Linked DNA regions of Mus musculus: all the other regions are linked to region 2. Evidence: chromatin loops called from intact Hi-C (ENCODE). Cell type or tissue: heart. All regions are shown on one strand.

The links. A loop is a pair of places that touch in the nucleus more often than their neighbours do. Peaks named below come from ENCODE experiments on the same cell type or tissue, not always from the same donor. Only the 100,000 strongest peaks of a DNase experiment are listed, where the experiment ranks them.
Region 1: a loop joins it to region 2, with 2.5 times the contacts of the local background. A loop is called at or near these places in 5 of 42 quality-filtered maps.
Region 3: it touches region 2 in a loop (2.4-fold over the local background); 4 of 42 quality-filtered maps call a loop at or near these places.
Region 4: it touches region 2 in a loop (2.3-fold over the local background); 5 of 42 quality-filtered maps call a loop at or near these places.

What each region holds. Positions count from the first base shown.
Region 1 is chr10:4,087,026-4,091,025 of GRCm38, reverse strand. It overlaps Mthfd1l (methylenetetrahydrofolate dehydrogenase (NADP+ dependent) 1-like), which reads right to left. Exons shown (of 28, transcript NM_172308.4): 22 at 2,751-2,792; 23 at 1,631-1,731; 24 at 853-1,030. Gm40591 (a long non-coding RNA gene) reads left to right here and starts at 1,727. Exons shown (of 5, transcript XR_003948987.1): 1 at 1,727-1,925. In heart, a CTCF peak has its summit at 2,092; no DNase peak of the experiment used is centred here.
Region 2 is chr10:3,994,980-3,998,979 of GRCm38, reverse strand. The region is part of intron 7 of Mthfd1l (methylenetetrahydrofolate dehydrogenase (NADP+ dependent) 1-like); the gene reads right to left. It also overlaps the pseudogene Gm16074. Among named protein-coding and RNA genes, the nearest start is that of Mthfd1l, 24 kb to the right of the region's middle. In heart, CTCF peaks have their summits at 2,342 (motif pointing left) and 3,517 (motif pointing left); a DNase peak (open chromatin) is centred at 2,249.
Region 3 is chr10:4,145,130-4,149,129 of GRCm38, reverse strand. Mthfd1l (methylenetetrahydrofolate dehydrogenase (NADP+ dependent) 1-like) reads right to left here. Exons shown (of 28, transcript NM_172308.4): 27 at 1,004-1,121. The coding sequence ends at 1,032. Among named protein-coding and RNA genes, the nearest start is that of Gm25369, 23 kb to the left of the region's middle. In heart, no CTCF peak of the experiment used is centred here; no DNase peak of the experiment used is centred here; H3K27ac peaks cover 935 bases.
Region 4 is chr10:4,078,222-4,082,221 of GRCm38, reverse strand. All of the region lies in intron 20 of Mthfd1l (methylenetetrahydrofolate dehydrogenase (NADP+ dependent) 1-like), which reads right to left. Gm40591 (a long non-coding RNA gene) reads left to right here. Exons shown (of 5, transcript XR_003948987.1): 4 at 467-860. Among named protein-coding and RNA genes, the nearest start is that of Gm40591, 9.1 kb to the left of the region's middle. In heart, no CTCF peak of the experiment used is centred here; DNase peaks (open chromatin) are centred at 2,161 and 2,861; H3K27ac peaks cover 2,976 bases.

The DNA.
Region 1 (4,000 bases), 92 kb before region 2:
CATGTGCTATGACATCATCCATGGACTGTGTGAAACAAGCCACAGATAAAAAAGAAACGACTATTTTGGCAAGATCACATTCATAAGCGGTATCTAAAAAGTCAAATTCTGAGACATAAAGTAGGATGGTGGTTCACTGAAGGATCTGTTGGAAGGGGGGGTGGGGGTGGGGGACTGTTAAATGGATACCAAGCTTCAGTGTTCTAAGATGAGAATAGCCCTAGAAACCGGTTGCATAATGATGTGAATGTACTCAATATCACGATTTGTAAATGGTAACATATTTTACTACAAGGAAAAGCTATGTAAGATATTGGGCAAGAAAACCACTGTGAGGGTTGATGAGATGACTTTGTGGACAAAGGTGCCTGCTGCTGAGTCTCGCCTGCTCGTGGTTCCATCCCTGGAACCTACGTGGTGGGAGGCCAGAACTGACTTGCACAAACTGACCTCTGATTTTTGCATGCATGCTGTGACTTGTGTGTGGCCACACATATCACACACACACACACACACACACACACACACACACACACACACACCACACAAAAGAACCATAGGAGATACAAGAAGCATGCCTTGTAATTGAGTAGCTTTGATACTGTTCAAAAGCCTTGTTGTTGGAAGGTCAATCCCTGTGAGCATAGCTTCCCACCCAGAGCCATCCCCTCCCTTGGGCCCAATGTTTGAAAGCAGAAGGGCACATCAGATGGCTAACGCCTTTAGTCATGAGCTTCCTTCACTGTTGAATCTCCAAGAAGACCACATAAGATGGGTCATATAAACAGTGCTTTAAGCGCTGGCCTTCTACAAGATACGAGAGCTGCCACTCCACTGGTAGATGCGACTTACCTGAACATCATACAGGAACTGGAAGCGGCTTCTTTTATTCGCAGCTTCTCTCACAGCCCGGGCCAAGTCCACAGATCCTTTCCCTCCAGCCGACCAGTGATAGCAGGGGACCGCATCAAAGGCACCGGCCCGTTTAGCGAGCTCACACACCAAGTCAATCTCTGCACGGGTGTCCGTCCTGGTGATGAGAACGTTTGTGGATTCTGCATCTGTATTCACTTAGTGATGTTTTGAGAGAAAGACTAACGGTTTATATAGAACTTCACTCCCTAACACTGAATATATTGAGAACATCAAAAGTGGTCACGTGTTTAAATAAATCAGACACGATGAAAAAGCATGTAGAAAGAATCCCCTTTAACATGACTCAAGTGTTGTTTTCTTTGATTTGTTTTTGAGACAGGGTTTCTCTGTGTAAACCTTGGCTCTTCTGGATTTGCTCTGTAGTACCAGGCTGGCCTCAAATTTACAGAGAGCTGTCTGCCTCTGCCTCTGGAGCGTTTGGGATTAAAGGTATGTGCACCACCACACCCAACCTTATTATGGGTTTTTAATCAAGAAGTTACATAACACCTCCTTTTGATCATTCATTCAGTCTATCAGACAGAATCACTGGGTAGAACAGGAAAAACCAAAATACCCCCTCCCCCAAAACCAGACAGGTGCTCATTGACTCTGTGTGTTTAATTTCCACAGTAACACTAGAGAACACATTGGGGAAAATGAAACCAAATCAAACAAACTGAATTCTGTGTCTTTCACAGAAAGCTGGACTCACTTGAAGACATTCAGTGCCACCACCACCGGCACCCCGAAGAGCTGAGCGATCTGAATTTGCTTCTGTAGGTTGCAGCAGCCATCAGCTACCAGCTGAATGTTCTGGAAGGAAACCACCAGCAGCTGTGTCATTATGTCTTACCTAACCCCCCCCCACCCCAAGCTAGACCCAGCCTCACCACACTGACAACTTTTGTTTCTATCTTTTCTTTGCCGGAGACAGGTTTAAAAGGAGACCCAAGTCACCTTGTGTTTCCAAGAAAGATGATTACAGATAGAGGTGATTCATGGTCAAGGTAGGTTCTAAAACTATTCTGGGTCCAAGCACATGTATCTGAGACTGGGGCCAGGCAACTACTGCTATGTAAGACTAACAGAATGTAGGCAAGCCCACTCTCTGCAGCTAGGGAGCAAAAGACCCCGGGATGCTGAAGGGGTCCTGCCTCTTCTGGTTTAAACCCATGGCACCACCTGTAGGAGCTAAGTGGTACTGTCACCATCTAACCAGTTTGTCTGCAGGACAGATACTGATTGCATTCCTATAAGTCATAAAAACACGTGTGCATCTCCCAAGAGACAACTTTTGCTACAACAAAAGGAGACATAGGTAAAAGCTTCCCTCATCTCTGGGCTCGGATAGCTGTCTTGTGAGTAGAGGACAGCAAATAAGTCTATATTTACCTTTTCTTCAGCTTCAAGAGTTAAATGAAAGGGTTTCATCCTTTTATCCCATCCATTTTCATGGGACTTTTTAAAAATGAAATTCTAGTGTGTGTGCATGCACGCACGCATGTGGGGCGAACCTTGGCTATTCTTCAGGTACCTTTCTTTTGGAGGCAGAGTCTCTCCCTGGCCTACAGCTCATGAAGAAGGCTGGCTGGCCATCGAGCCCCGGAGACCTACTTGTCTCTGCCTCCCTAGCGTTGAGAAAGCAAGTGTTTGTCACTATGTTTTGTTTTTTACTCGGGTGCTAGGGATGGAACTCAGGTTCTCACGCTTGCGAGGTGGTTACCCACTGAGCCATCTCCTCCGTCCAGAGAAGTACATTTCTAAGTTGTACACTCACGGACAGTCAACTGGAAGCTACTCACTGGCTGCACTGGACCATTAGTTCTTCTTACCTCCTCTGTATATTCTTTCTTGAGAGGAACCCCAGCAGTTACCTGAAATAAAGAGACAGAAATTAAGATCCATCCTACGAATTAGGAAAAAAAAAAGTTCTTCCCTATAGCAATAGGTCTGCTTTAAAAGGAGAAGTCTACTCAACTTTGAATAAATCAAGTACTGTAATTTTTACACAAACCTTCCCTAGTTAAGAAAAAAAAGTTCAAAATTTTAATTTTTGTATATCTAACATCTTACTCATATAAATGCGGGAGGGGAGACCCGACTCAAAACATTAGAAAACTGACTAGTAAAATCCAGTTATTTGTAAAGCAGATATAGCTGCCTAAACCAGGCTTGTTCTGGCAAGGCACAAATTTAAGCAAGCCTTACAATCTCAAAGAGAACACTCAAATTGTCATCTTAAAAGATGGAAGAAAAGCCTGCATCAGTTTCTATGCTAATTTGGCCAATTAAAAATAGAAGGTAATCCCTTAGGCCTCATTACAAATGTATCCCAAGCCTTGCACGCACTCAGCAATGAGCTGTTTAAACAACCCCCTTGAAGATGAGGACTAAGAAGACGCCTACATCCAACACGGCATTGCAATTACCAGGGAAGCCCTTGCCAGGGACAAGGGAAGAAACCATACAGACTGGAAGGGAAAAAAAGGAACTCATTTTGAGCAATGAATGGCAGCCCAGAATCCCCCAAAGATGTGGTAGGCTAAATCAATACAATTAAGTGAATTCAGACAGGATAGTGACAAAATAACATATAAAAACAGAAATAATCTGTTATTTAAAGATAGAAAGCATATACGGGAACAGATCTGTACGAAGATATAGAAGATCTTTATGTAATAAGCAATAACTTCCATTGGAATATATTCAAACAGAACTATGAAGAGGTGTCTAACGTCCTTTGAATAGAGATCCCAAAGAGACTGCAGAACCTATAAGCTAATTCTCAAATACACACAGGGTTTTGAGCCTGTAGTTCACTGAAATAGAGCTAGTCTTATGTAGGCTGGATACTGCAAACCTCAAAAAGTAAAATAAGTCCATTGGTAAAATGCAGATATCCTTGAAAAGGGTCACTTGTAGGTCAAATGTGAAGGAACAGCCTGGCTTGGGATCTCCGCAGTACGTTGGCACAAAGAGACCTAACTAGGCCAGCTCAACTGAAGGGAGATCCCAGAAAGAGGTTTGCACATATTTGGGAAAATGCAGTCATTCCACCCTGGGTCAAAAAAAAAATTTGATA
Region 2 (4,000 bases):
GGTATCTGTGTGGGCCAGAAGAGTGTGGGGTGGGGGGAACCGAACCTGGGTCCTCAGGCTTTTAACCTGCTGAGCCATCCTGCCAGCCCCAAGTGTCTGTTCTTAACTGTTACGATCTGGAGAAGTCTCTCTTGAGTCTCAGTTTCTTTATGGTGGGCATGCTAGTCCTGTCCAAAAGGGTATGAACCTCGAAATCACTGAAGACAATCTAGGCAAAGGACAGTGCATGGCTGTCACCAGCCACTCAAGTAAAGTGAGAGCAGCCACTCAACTAAAAGCAAGCAGCATACTGATTATATTTGTTTACAGTGTTGCCCTACATGTGAAAAGATCAGTTAGTAAAATTCAGTGACCCAGTCCACTTGAGGCTGGGAGTTCCCAGCTCTATCTATCCCTATCCTTACACACACACACACACACACACACACACACACACACATCCACCCACTCCACAATACATTTAGAAATTTCTGCTCACTTTAAAGCCCCTTTATTAGGCATACTGTGCGCTAAATTTAAGCTATGTAATAATGTAGTTTGGGTTCAAAATCTCAGACATAAGAGTTTGAGTCTTCAAATGTGAAAGACTCATGTTTTCTTTTTTCTATAAATACTGTTGTTGTTTTTAAGTGTCTCTGTGAAATGAAGAGAAATGAGACTCCCAGAGAAAAATGAAATTCAAACCCATCTCTGACGTCTACACCATTTCTTCCGTATGCAGCTGGGATCCAGTGGACTCAACCCAGCTGGAGGTGACTCCAATTGCAACTTCCAGCTGTTCTCTGTCCCCGACTTCAGTGTGACTCTCAAGGGAGCAGAGTCTGCAGTGCCCAACAATTTCTCTCTTCCAAGCACCGGGGTCCGCTTGCACATAAGCACCCAGGCAGAAGCATCTCTTGCTCTGGATGGCGTTGGGGACCAAGGTGAGACCCTCAGTGGGGAAGAGGGGACCAGTCAAATTCCCAACAATAGGATTACACACATGCAACACACATGTAAACACACATGCCTTGTCTGTCTGATCTGTCCCTCTGCTGCCAAGGGACCTGGGAAGATACACTTGTGTGGAGAAAAGTGAGAAAAGGCGGGGCTGGGGTGAAGGGAGCCCCTTGGCCTGACTAAAATGCATATGGCCAAGACCTGGGTCTACACTCATTAGCACACAAGCAGCGTGGACAGCCTTCAGCTGACCCCCCCCCCCTTGCTCTGATATCTGTGCAATGCTCAATGCACCTGAAAGCGTGGAGCGGATGCAGGGCATTACCTTTCAGTTTCATTCTCCAGTTCATTTACTGTTACTGTAACGAAACACCCGAGACTGGAGATTGGTTGAGTTGGTTTCTAGTTTTTCAGGTTCAAGAGCTTGGTGCTGGCTTCTGCTTAGCTCTATTGAAGGCCTCTGTGGTGATGTGAATGAGAAGGGCTCCCATAGGCTCATAAGTTTGAGTACTTGAGCCTGGTAAGGTGGTGCATGCGTGCTTGTATCCCACATGGAGGAGGTGGAGACGGACAGACTCCCCAGGAGCTCAATGATCAGCCAGAACAGATTATCTGGTGAATTCCAGGTCAGTGATGGACACTGTCTCATAGGGCAGATGGCTTGTGAGGATAACACCTAAGGTTGTACTCTTGTCTGTACACACACCCACCCATACACACACACACACACACACACACACACACACACACACACACGCACGCACACACAGGCACACACACACACACACACACACACACACACACGCATGCGTACACACGCGCGCGCGCGCACACACACGCACTCATACACATCAACACACATGCGGCCTCTGGGCTAAAATCAAGTGTTTCTGATTCTCCACGATTCTGCCGTCACGTGAAGGAATAAGGAGGAAAATGCATAGCAATTACTGAACAGAAGCTTCTGAGATATGCAGAAAACGGAACGTTCACCGTCTCCATATTCTCCAGAAAAACCACTGCTTTGGAATCCTCTCAGAGTCGGGTTGAGCTTCACTCCACAGAAGCCTCTAGGTGATTTACTTTCATAATAAAAAAGGACTTTTAAAAAATGTCTTTGTTTTTCAAAAAATACGGATACAACCAGCCAAAGTCTCCGGCCAGCTGTGAAAACATCGAAGGCATCTTCTCTGCCTGCCGCAGCTGTCCAACACTGGGCAAGGCTTATTTTCCTCTTCCACGACTGCTTCCAAACCAGAAACTCTAGGTCTTAGCGTGCAAAATAGGGGCTGTAACTCAGTCATAGCCAAGCTAAGCAAGCACAAGGTTTGAGTCTATGAGAGAGGGAGAGGCAGGGCGAGGCAAGTCAGTTGTTCTTGAATTTGCTTGAGTAGGCTGCCCCCGTGTGGCGACTACTGAAAACATACACAGGTTTCTTCCACGTGTGTCAAAGAGCGCATTCTTAAAAGCAGCAAGACCCCTGCCCTCCGTGTAGGGCTCTCTAACCTGCCCCTTACTCCCTATCCCTTAGAACAAGTAATATGTATTTTTAGTTATCATTCTGCATGTAGCAGCACTCATTATTCTGGGACAAGAGTATATTCCAAGACCCCTGACCGGTTCTGGAAGCCAGATTATACTAATTACATCTAGACCATGGGTATCAGACCATGGTATGTAGACCGCGGTATACAGGCACACGTATAACTGCACTTTTTCACACAAAGGAAGCCATTTAGAGTTTCTCTTTGGGCTTCTCTGCTAGATCCAAATTACCAGCTTGACCACTCTCATGTCTTGGGGTTCTTATCAATTAAAGCAATGGTTAGCTATCACATTGCCACACTAGATCGGACCCAACAGAGCCTCTGAGTGACAAACAGGTGGGTAGGCTCACAGTGTGAAGCTATGCCAGACAGAGATAATTCACCTCGGGTGGGATGCAAGAGTGAAAGCACGGGAGGTTCAGGGGTTCACTGTACCACTCAGGATGGTGCCGTCTATAACTCCAAGAGCTTGCTGTGGCATTTCCCACTGAATACCGGCAGGCGCCACTGATCCCGGTAACTGACAGAGAGCTAGAACTTCCAATCAAGACTCTGCTGTCCCTACTGTATTTGATGGAGTCACTCACTACATGAGGATAACACAAATCGAATGTCCAGATTAAGAAAACAGGCCAAGGGGGCCATACCTGATTTTAAAGCAATTTCTTAAGATAAAGAAACAAATGCAGGGCTGGAGAGATGGCTCAGTGGTTAAACACACTGACTGTACTTCCAGAGGTCCTGAATTCAATTCCCAGCAACCACATGGTGGCTCACAACCATCTGTAGTGGGATCCTATGCCCTCTTCTGGTGTGTTTGAAGATGCTACAGTACACTCATATACATAAAATACATAAATACTTCTTAAACAAAACAAAACAGAACAGAACCCAAATGCTTGGCGTTGGAAGGATGGTTCAGTAATTAGGATTGCTGGCTGCTTTTCTAAAGGTCCTGGGTTCAAGAGTCCCAGGACCCACATGGAGATTCACAACCCTCGGTAACTCCAGTCCAATAGGACACAGCGCCCTCTTCTGGCCTCTGAAGGCACCATGTGCATGGAGTGCACAGACATACACTCAAGCAAAAACAAACAAACAAAAAAAACAAGCCACGTTTCCTTTCTGAATATATATGTTCTAGTAATGTTAAAGTCTCAATTAAAATGTATAAATAAACAATACCTCCAAGCTTATATATGCAGCCAAAGCTAACTTTGAACCAGTCTCCCTGACTCAGCCTCCTGAGTACTGGAGTTACAGTCATGGTCACAGTGCCTGGCCAAGTTCCTTCTTCATCCCTTTCTCATTGAAGGCAGTCAACTGCTACCCCAAAGGTTTAGATGTGGGACTCAGCCTGGTAAAGAGCTTGGCTAAGATGACAATCACCATCAGGTTAAGGGTTGATGGTTGGCAACCTTTTTGCTCCAGTTTTATACTCTAAAACGGTTACTCATGAGTATCAAGAATAGCAGTTGGGAAGTTTCTCTTAGTGATCTTTTTTTTTTTTTAGT
Region 3 (4,000 bases), 150 kb before region 2:
ACCTGTCTCTCCCCCTCACCCCCAAAGTCTTAGAGAGCTTGAATCTGATGTGTCTGGGGTCCTTAGAAGAGGACAAAGTGCTAGGTGTGGTGGTGGGTACTTGTAAGCCTAGCACTTGGGAGGGTGAGGCAGGAGGATCAGGAGTTCAAGACCAGCCTGAGCGATTTAGTGAGATCTCATCTCAAAAACCCAAATCTCTCTGAAAACAACCAGCAGCTGCACCACATACACATACAAACTAAAAAGAACAAGAGAAAGCCTCAGGAAGCCAGGGGCACAGGAGAAAGTCAGTGACCAAAGAGGCAGAGATGGTAGGGACACACCTATATAGTGGTGACTATGCGGTGACATCCTCAGAGGGCATAGGATGCTTGCTCAACTGATACCTTGACCCTGAACTTCCAGCCTCCAGGACAACAAGACACAGCTCTGTTCTAACCCACCCAGTTCATGGTACTTTGTTATGGCAGCCCTGGGAAATGAACCCAAGATTTCCCTAACACAACTGTAACTCTGTACCCAGATGTGGGGTAATAAAGTAGGAAGTCAGTCTTTGTTTTTTTTTTTTTGTTTTTTTTTTTTTTTGAGACAGGGTTTCTCTGTGTAGCCCTGGCTATCCTGGAACTCACTCTGTAGACCAGGCTGGCCTCGAACTCAGAAATCCACCTGCCTCTGCCTCCCAAGTGCAGGGACTAAAGGTGTGCGCCACCACTGCCCGGTGGAAGTCAGTCTTAAATGAAGGCAGATACCAGCTTTTGCTACAATTAGAGGCGCTCTGCTCAAGTTCACATTCATGATCCAACTTCTATAGGATTCACTCCAGATACACAGAGGGCATGCCTGCGCTTGGGAGGGGCCCCAAGTCACAGGCAGCTATTAGGTATGACTGTGTAGTGACCTAGGAACAATTTACTTGTTTGATTGCATTTATAACAAACCCAAGAAAAAAATGACATAAGACATCATTTAAGTTGACAACAAGACCCAAATCATGGTAGCTCACCTTGCCCAGTCCTGTGGGTTTCATTCCATTAGAACAAGCCTTTAACTTGCTCCGTTTCTGTGTCAAGGTCTATATCATAAAAGCAGGGTCGGGTGGGCAGTCCTGGCATTGTGCTCATCTGAAAGAGAAAACAAAACATTGCACGTGAGCAAAGTTCACGAGGTGATTAATCACGGCATGGTCCACTAGCCATAAACCAACCACGCAATTCATGACAGCCACATATAACATTCCGTTATGGACACAGGCGGTCCTGTCAGTTTGCCCCCTGCCTTCACACTCTGCAAAGAAATCACATACAGACAGAAAGCATGTCACCCCACCCCTCACCCCCAAATGTAGCTTCTTCATATTCCCTGTGGTCCCACGGGCACACAGCAGCCACCAGTGATTTTCAAAGCTTCTCTTCCTATTCCAATTTGCATTACAGAGCCCAAAACCAGCCCCTGTGGCTGGGGCCAGAGTTGCCTCCTCACCAAGACCATGCACATATTTTTGTCAAAGCAAAAGCCTGCAAACTGTACTAGAGGCTGGGCACAGTGCAAACTTGCCCTTTAGCTAGCAGGCAGCTGGCTTTACCTTCCATCAGGAACTCCTGTGTTGAGTGATGCTTTGCACCACTGGGCATTTTCTCCTCTCTCTCTCTCTCTCCTTCTCTCTATCTCTCTCCCTCAAAAGATTTATTTATAATTATATGTAAGTACACAGTAGCTGTCTTCAGATACCCCAGAAGAGGGCGTCAGATTTCATTACGGGTGGTTGTGAGCCACCATGTGGTTGCTGGGATTTGAATTCAGGACATTCGGAAGAGCAGTCAGTGCTCTTAACCACTGAGCCCCCATTTTCCTTCCTTAACAACCTTGAAGAGGCATTTATATGATTTCCATGGCACATGGGGGAGGTGGTGAGATCTAGGGATGGTAAGTTATACTGTCAAGGTGGCTAAGGTACTAAGTACCACACAGCCTTTGGACTTTGCTCGACATGTTCATGGTGCTCTGTGTATTTTACATGGATGACAGCCAGCTTCAGTCCTTCCAGGGCCCTCTGACGTAGACACTTTCTTACATCTGACTTTATAGATTTTTAAATTTTGTTGTTTTTGTTGTATGTGGGTTGCCAGGAACTGTCCCCCCCCCCCCAAATAGTTTCATGTGGCCCAGGACGACCTTGAACTCCTGATCATTCTGTGACTATCTCCCAAGTCCTCAGATCACAGGTCTATGTCCAGCAAGGTGAGAGGACATTAAGTTATCAAGGGAAGTACTCTTGGCCATGGCTAGCGGAGGGCAGAATCCGGTTCTTTACTGTTTTGCTAAACCAAGACCTTCAGTGCTGCCATTTTGTCCCCTGTGGCAGAAGACCCAAGTGTATCAAGAAAGCACGCAGGTTACCATATTAACACACTGCTCGCAGGATCTGTGCTGTGTGTCTCAGGATTCGGGGTCTCCTGCGCTTGCTTTAACAGGCACCCATCTTCCGGTCCCATCTGTCTGTCCGTCAGGCAGAGGTGATAGCTGGTTTCTGGCTCTTCAGAGGCCAGATTGACTTCTGTGTCATGCAGAAACCTTGCTGGTCCCCAGACACTCTTCCTAAGATGGCCTGCAGAGTGGCTCTGCTTCTTCCCGTCCCACCATTCTCTGCAGAGAACTACTAAGGTGGAATGTGGTTCCTACCCCGTGCTGCCCTCTCTCACTCCTGTCTCTGCTTACGGACTCTCCTCACTTAGCCAGGGCTGTGGAGCAGCAGCAGCAGCAGTAGCCCAGGAGCCTGGTGGGAACTCAGAGCCATAGGTCTGCTGGATGGGAGCCTGGGACCACAGCAAGCCCCCAGCGACACAGATACACAGCATGGCTTAGAAACCATGTTTCACATGGTGCCTACAGTCCTTCCTTGTGACTCCTTCATCTCAGAAGAGCCTAATACCTTAGTGCCAATCTCCTTTATATGCTGGCCAGGTGGGGCACCCATGGGCCCCCCTGCAGTTCTCACTGACCACTCTGCCCTATTGGCCCTGGAGTGTGGAGGCTGAAGCAGGGCAAAGAGAAGGCCCAGCACGTGGTGCTATGTAGATAGGACTGCAGTGTAGGAGTATCACGGCTACAAAGGCCTCTGAGCACAGACGGGAATAAGGCGCCCTTTGTCACACACGAGTGGGCAATGACACCCTGGATCTCAAACAATGAACTAAATGTAAACTGTGGCACCTGACTTAGTGGCTGGGGCTCTGCTGTATTTTAAAGGTTGCTTTCTTAAAAGGCAGGCTCCTAGCACGGAATCAAAGTTTCTCTGGTTACTACTGCGTTACTCTATTGAAAGGAGAGTGGACATGTGTCTTGTAATTCGGTCACAGTATTGGGACATAAAACTAGCCAAGATATTAAGCGTCAGGAAGTGAGAGATGTCTTTCTTCCACTTTCAGCTTATTTAAGTAGGAGAGACATGTGTGGAATGGCAAAATTACCACATTCCTTCCCAACGATGCAGCAATCGCTTCTGAGACTACTTATTTGGGATAAGGGACAACAGACCAGAACCCACAGGTGGCTCTGTAGAGCAAGAGCTCCCCTGCTGAGGAAGAGTGATGTGGAGTTATGGTAAGCAAAACTGTGACACTCATACCAACTTCTCCACCAGTAACAAACGGCCATCAGGGCGCAGCTCCTAGACTAGATTCCTTACAGCCCTACAGAAGAAAGAGCGCCTGGGAATTGACCTCTGGCTACAGGCCCGGGGTCAGTGGGGCTCTGTGCTAATTGTGTGCTGTCCCGCTTAAAATAAACGAGGAGCCATTAAATCTCTGGGCGTGTCATGCCACATTAATAGATTCTTGTGCAAAGGTTGAAGGAAAAAAAAAAAGCTTTTTGTCTTCAAGACCCTGATTTTTTTTTTTTTTTTTTTTTTTTGAGACGGGGTTTCTCTGTGTAGCCCTGGCTGTCCTGAAACTCACTTTGTAGACAAGGCTGGCCTCGAACTCAGAAATCTGCCTGCTTCTGC
Region 4 (4,000 bases), 83 kb before region 2:
CACTTAATTCTTGCTTTTTCTTTTAGCATTCCATACACCTATTTTTATAGAATACACATAATTCTATAGTCTCCTTTATCTTAAAAGTATAATTTTATTTCTGTACTACAACCTTTTAGAATTTGTGATTACAAAAACAGAGTATATAATTTAATTAGGGTGACAAAATCTGTAAAACAGTCCCCCTGTTACTGAACAATTGGGCCGTCACCAGCATGTAGAAAGACACACTGAATTTGTGCTACATATGAGCTTTAATCTCTTTCAAAGTATATTCTCAGAATAAATTTCCAGGGGTAAGGATACGGGCAATAGACATAAAACATCTTTTATGACCACTGATACGCATTTGACAAGTCAATTTTATGGTTTGAAATTAATGTTTTAACTTACTATAGAAAAGGATAGGTTTCATAGCTTCGCTCTCCCTGAATTTTTTTTTTTTAACGAATTTTTCTTTGCAAAGATTTATAGCAGAACAATTGGAAGAATACCCCTCCTTTTCACGGCAGATGGGACCATTCTCATGACTCCATCTATTGTGGGCAAAGTTAGAAGTGATTTCTACTCCCCTGCAAGGAGGTCCTGAGAGGCTACTGTGAGGAGGCTGTGAAGATAAAGCTTAAGATGCAAAGGCGATTCTAGGATGCTGCAGATGTGAGGACTACAGAGAGAAAGAGAGATTGGGCTAAGAAGAAGATTTCTCTTTCCCCGCTTCTTGACTGTGGATGCAATGCCACCCACTCCTGCTACCAGCCTTGCCCACCATACCGTGTGGACTACAGCCTCAAACTGGGAGCCAGAAGAACTATTTGTTTTGATGTTGCTTTTCTCAGTAGTTTATCACAGCAGCAGGAAAAGTAAGTAACACAAATACCAAGTCCTCAGATACCTACTCAGAGAAACAGGATTTCTTTTATAACCACTCCTCTGCTTAGTATCAGCTGCTGTCTTAACTCTCAGCATGGTCCCCTCACTCTCCTCCATTCATAAGTTTGCTGTCATCTTAAGGAGAAAAAGTTCTGATCATCTTTACCATGAAGCCTTAAAGCTTTGCTCATGTAAACCATCCCTGCTCTGTCTCCCCCCACACTTCAGGGGCAGGGAAGGTACTCAGTTTGGTACAATGTTTGCATAAACATAGGAATGTGAGTTCGATTCCCAGAGCCCATGTTCTAAAAAGCCAGGCATGGTAGCTTATGTTTATAATCCCAGACTGGGAAGGCAGAGGCAGGTCGATCTCTGGGGCTGGATAGGCAGCCAGTGTAGCCTTCATTGTTCAGTTTCAGACCTATATGACAGTGTCTTCAAAAAGGGGAAGGGTGAGGTGGGTGACACTTTGAGGACTGACACCTGTGGTTGTCCTCTGACCTCTGCACACATTCACATCCCAAATGTATACAAAGATGCACATATGCAGGAACACACACACACACACACACACACACACACACACACACACCCCTCATTCTGTAGTAGCATCTAGCTACCAAGTTTCCTAAAACAACCCTACTATATTACTATCATCTCTGCTGTTCTTTCCCACCCAGAAAATTCCTTTCTTTCCTTCCCTGCTTCTTAGACACAGCATCTAAACCCCAGTCCAAGGGCTTACATCCTAGGAGGTTGCCTGAATCTCAGGCAGGGGAATTTCCCTTCTTGTCCTCGTGGGCATCTTCCACCTCTGCTGTTGTTTTTCCCCGCCCCCATTCCCAAGTTTTGCATCCACATGAGCCCAGTCTGCTAGCTCTTCCTTAGAGGAGAGGACAGCCTTACTTGTCTGTCTCTAACACCTAACACAGTCCCTGACATAAAAGTGCATAAACGAATAGCGTGCGATTCAACAGCCGATGCAAAGGTCACAACTCAACAGGACAGACATTAAAAATAGGAAGAAAACCATGTCTGTCTTACCTACCCTCTTTCTTCCTTACAAAACTGTTTTGACAATTTTAATCCTAGATGCAATGGTGTAAACGCCACTCGCATCTGACAATGAATGAGATCATCGCCTCGAGTGTCTAAATAGAGAAATTAAGATCAATTCCGTTCTTTAAGACACAAACTGGAAATAAACAAGAGTGGAGAAAAGAGAGCTTCAGCTAGGGGAAGGAAGTGGGCGGCGGCTGGGAAGGCTAGCTGCCAAAACGCTGTGCAGGAAACGGAAGAGCCAGATTCCCAGGCTTTGAAAGCCGCTCTGTTTTCTGAGCACGTGACCATTCTAAGGTCATTTGTCTCCAGGCTGCAGGCTGCCAAGGGAGAAGGTGAGCTGATGGGTGATCAGCCTTTACTAAAGTAAAGCAAGAAGCGCTTTGCTAAGGCACCAACAGTGACTAACTTGGAGATTGACGACTGCAGGGTTAGCCCCACCCCATGGGCCTTGATAAGAAGCCCACCCTTGTGAGAAAGGACAAGTTGCTCTTCCTGTAGGTTTCACTTCCTCACGACTTCCTGAGAATGACCAACAAGTTAAAACCTCCACGGTGACCTAAAAGAAGCAATTTATTCCCTTATCTTACTTGCTATCCCTAGTAGAAGGTTCAAGAGCCAAGCCAAAGATCAATCTCATATTGAATTTAATAGACATAGCCTTAAATCATGAATCGAGTTTGCTTAGCATGACTTGGCTTTCCTGAAAAGCGTGGAATGCAGGTTTCGGAAGGCTGCCTATTTAAAAGAGGCTTGTGATAAAAATTATTTGTGTAAGCCTCAGCCATGATTTGTCTTGGCAATCTCTTTGTTACAGCTCTTTCACTTACAGCATGAATGGAAACAGGAAATGCTGACGGATGGGCTCACTGAGTAAGCACAGGCATGATCCTGCAGGATGGCTTGATTCAAATGTCAGAAACCTACAAGCAGCTCAGAAAAGGGGCCGGGGGCATTGGGTCCCGGCTAGGAGGGACTTGGAACTCTGGGTGCAGAAGGAGGTTGAAGTGCAGGCAGCTGTCTTGGCCATGACAATCCCCAAGAGCACTTAAGAGTCCTGGTGTAAAGATCATAGAGAAGGAATGACCAGGACGGCCACAAAAATGCGACAGAGGCATGCCATGTGCTCTCTACACCACCCCTGAAGGAGGGAGTTTGTATTTGCCAAGTTTCCCTATGTTATCTCTGGCTCATTATATACAATGAAGAAACAGGGTGACAACTCTCAGATTTCAAAGTACACACCATCTTTATTAATATTACCTTTTTCTAGAGAAGTCCTGTCAGATACAGGTTCATAAAAAGCCTGGAACTGTGAGGAATTTTAGGATGACATTCTTAGTCTTTTTCTGGCTCCTAAGCCTCAGGCACCTTCTGGAGATCGGACGAGGAACCCAGTTGTAGATCCGGGCTCCTCTGTTGCCTGGACAGGAGTGGCTCTGACTTTCCTGCATGTTTTGTGACCCATGACACAACGCTTCTCAATAATTGTGTACGTCTCGGAATTTTGGAAAAACTTTCACTTTTTTTCCTCACTTGACAAGTCCTGAGCCTCTACACCTCTGTGGCGTGCCTGTGCAATCGCCTGTAGGAGACGTCCTCATTTAGTGATGAAAGCAAGCCCATAATTGCACTTATCTGCTCTAAAGTGCCCCATGAGCAAGCAGCATGGCTCTGCCTGCCTTCTGTTTTCAAAGTCCACATTCTGCTCCTCCCTATTATCTATCTACCTCCCCCTTTTCCCTTCCCACCAAACCCCTTCCCAGCAAGCCTCCCTCCCTCCTGTCTTGTTACCATTTTTATTATTTGTCTTGGGGCCCACTTCATTTCATTATGATTGCTTGCACAAGCAATGGTGACTTAGCAGTGCTATACCACCTAGGAATAAGACTACCTCCTCTGAAGCAACCATTAACCGCTTATGGTCCTTTTGGGTGGGGCTGTCACCAGCCACTATTCCATCCGTGAGGGAATATTGATGTGGCCTTTTCTTCTCGAAATGATTTCTATACTTCAATTCTCCCCCTTCCCCCTAGACAGGGTCATACTATGTAACCCTGGCAGGCCTAAA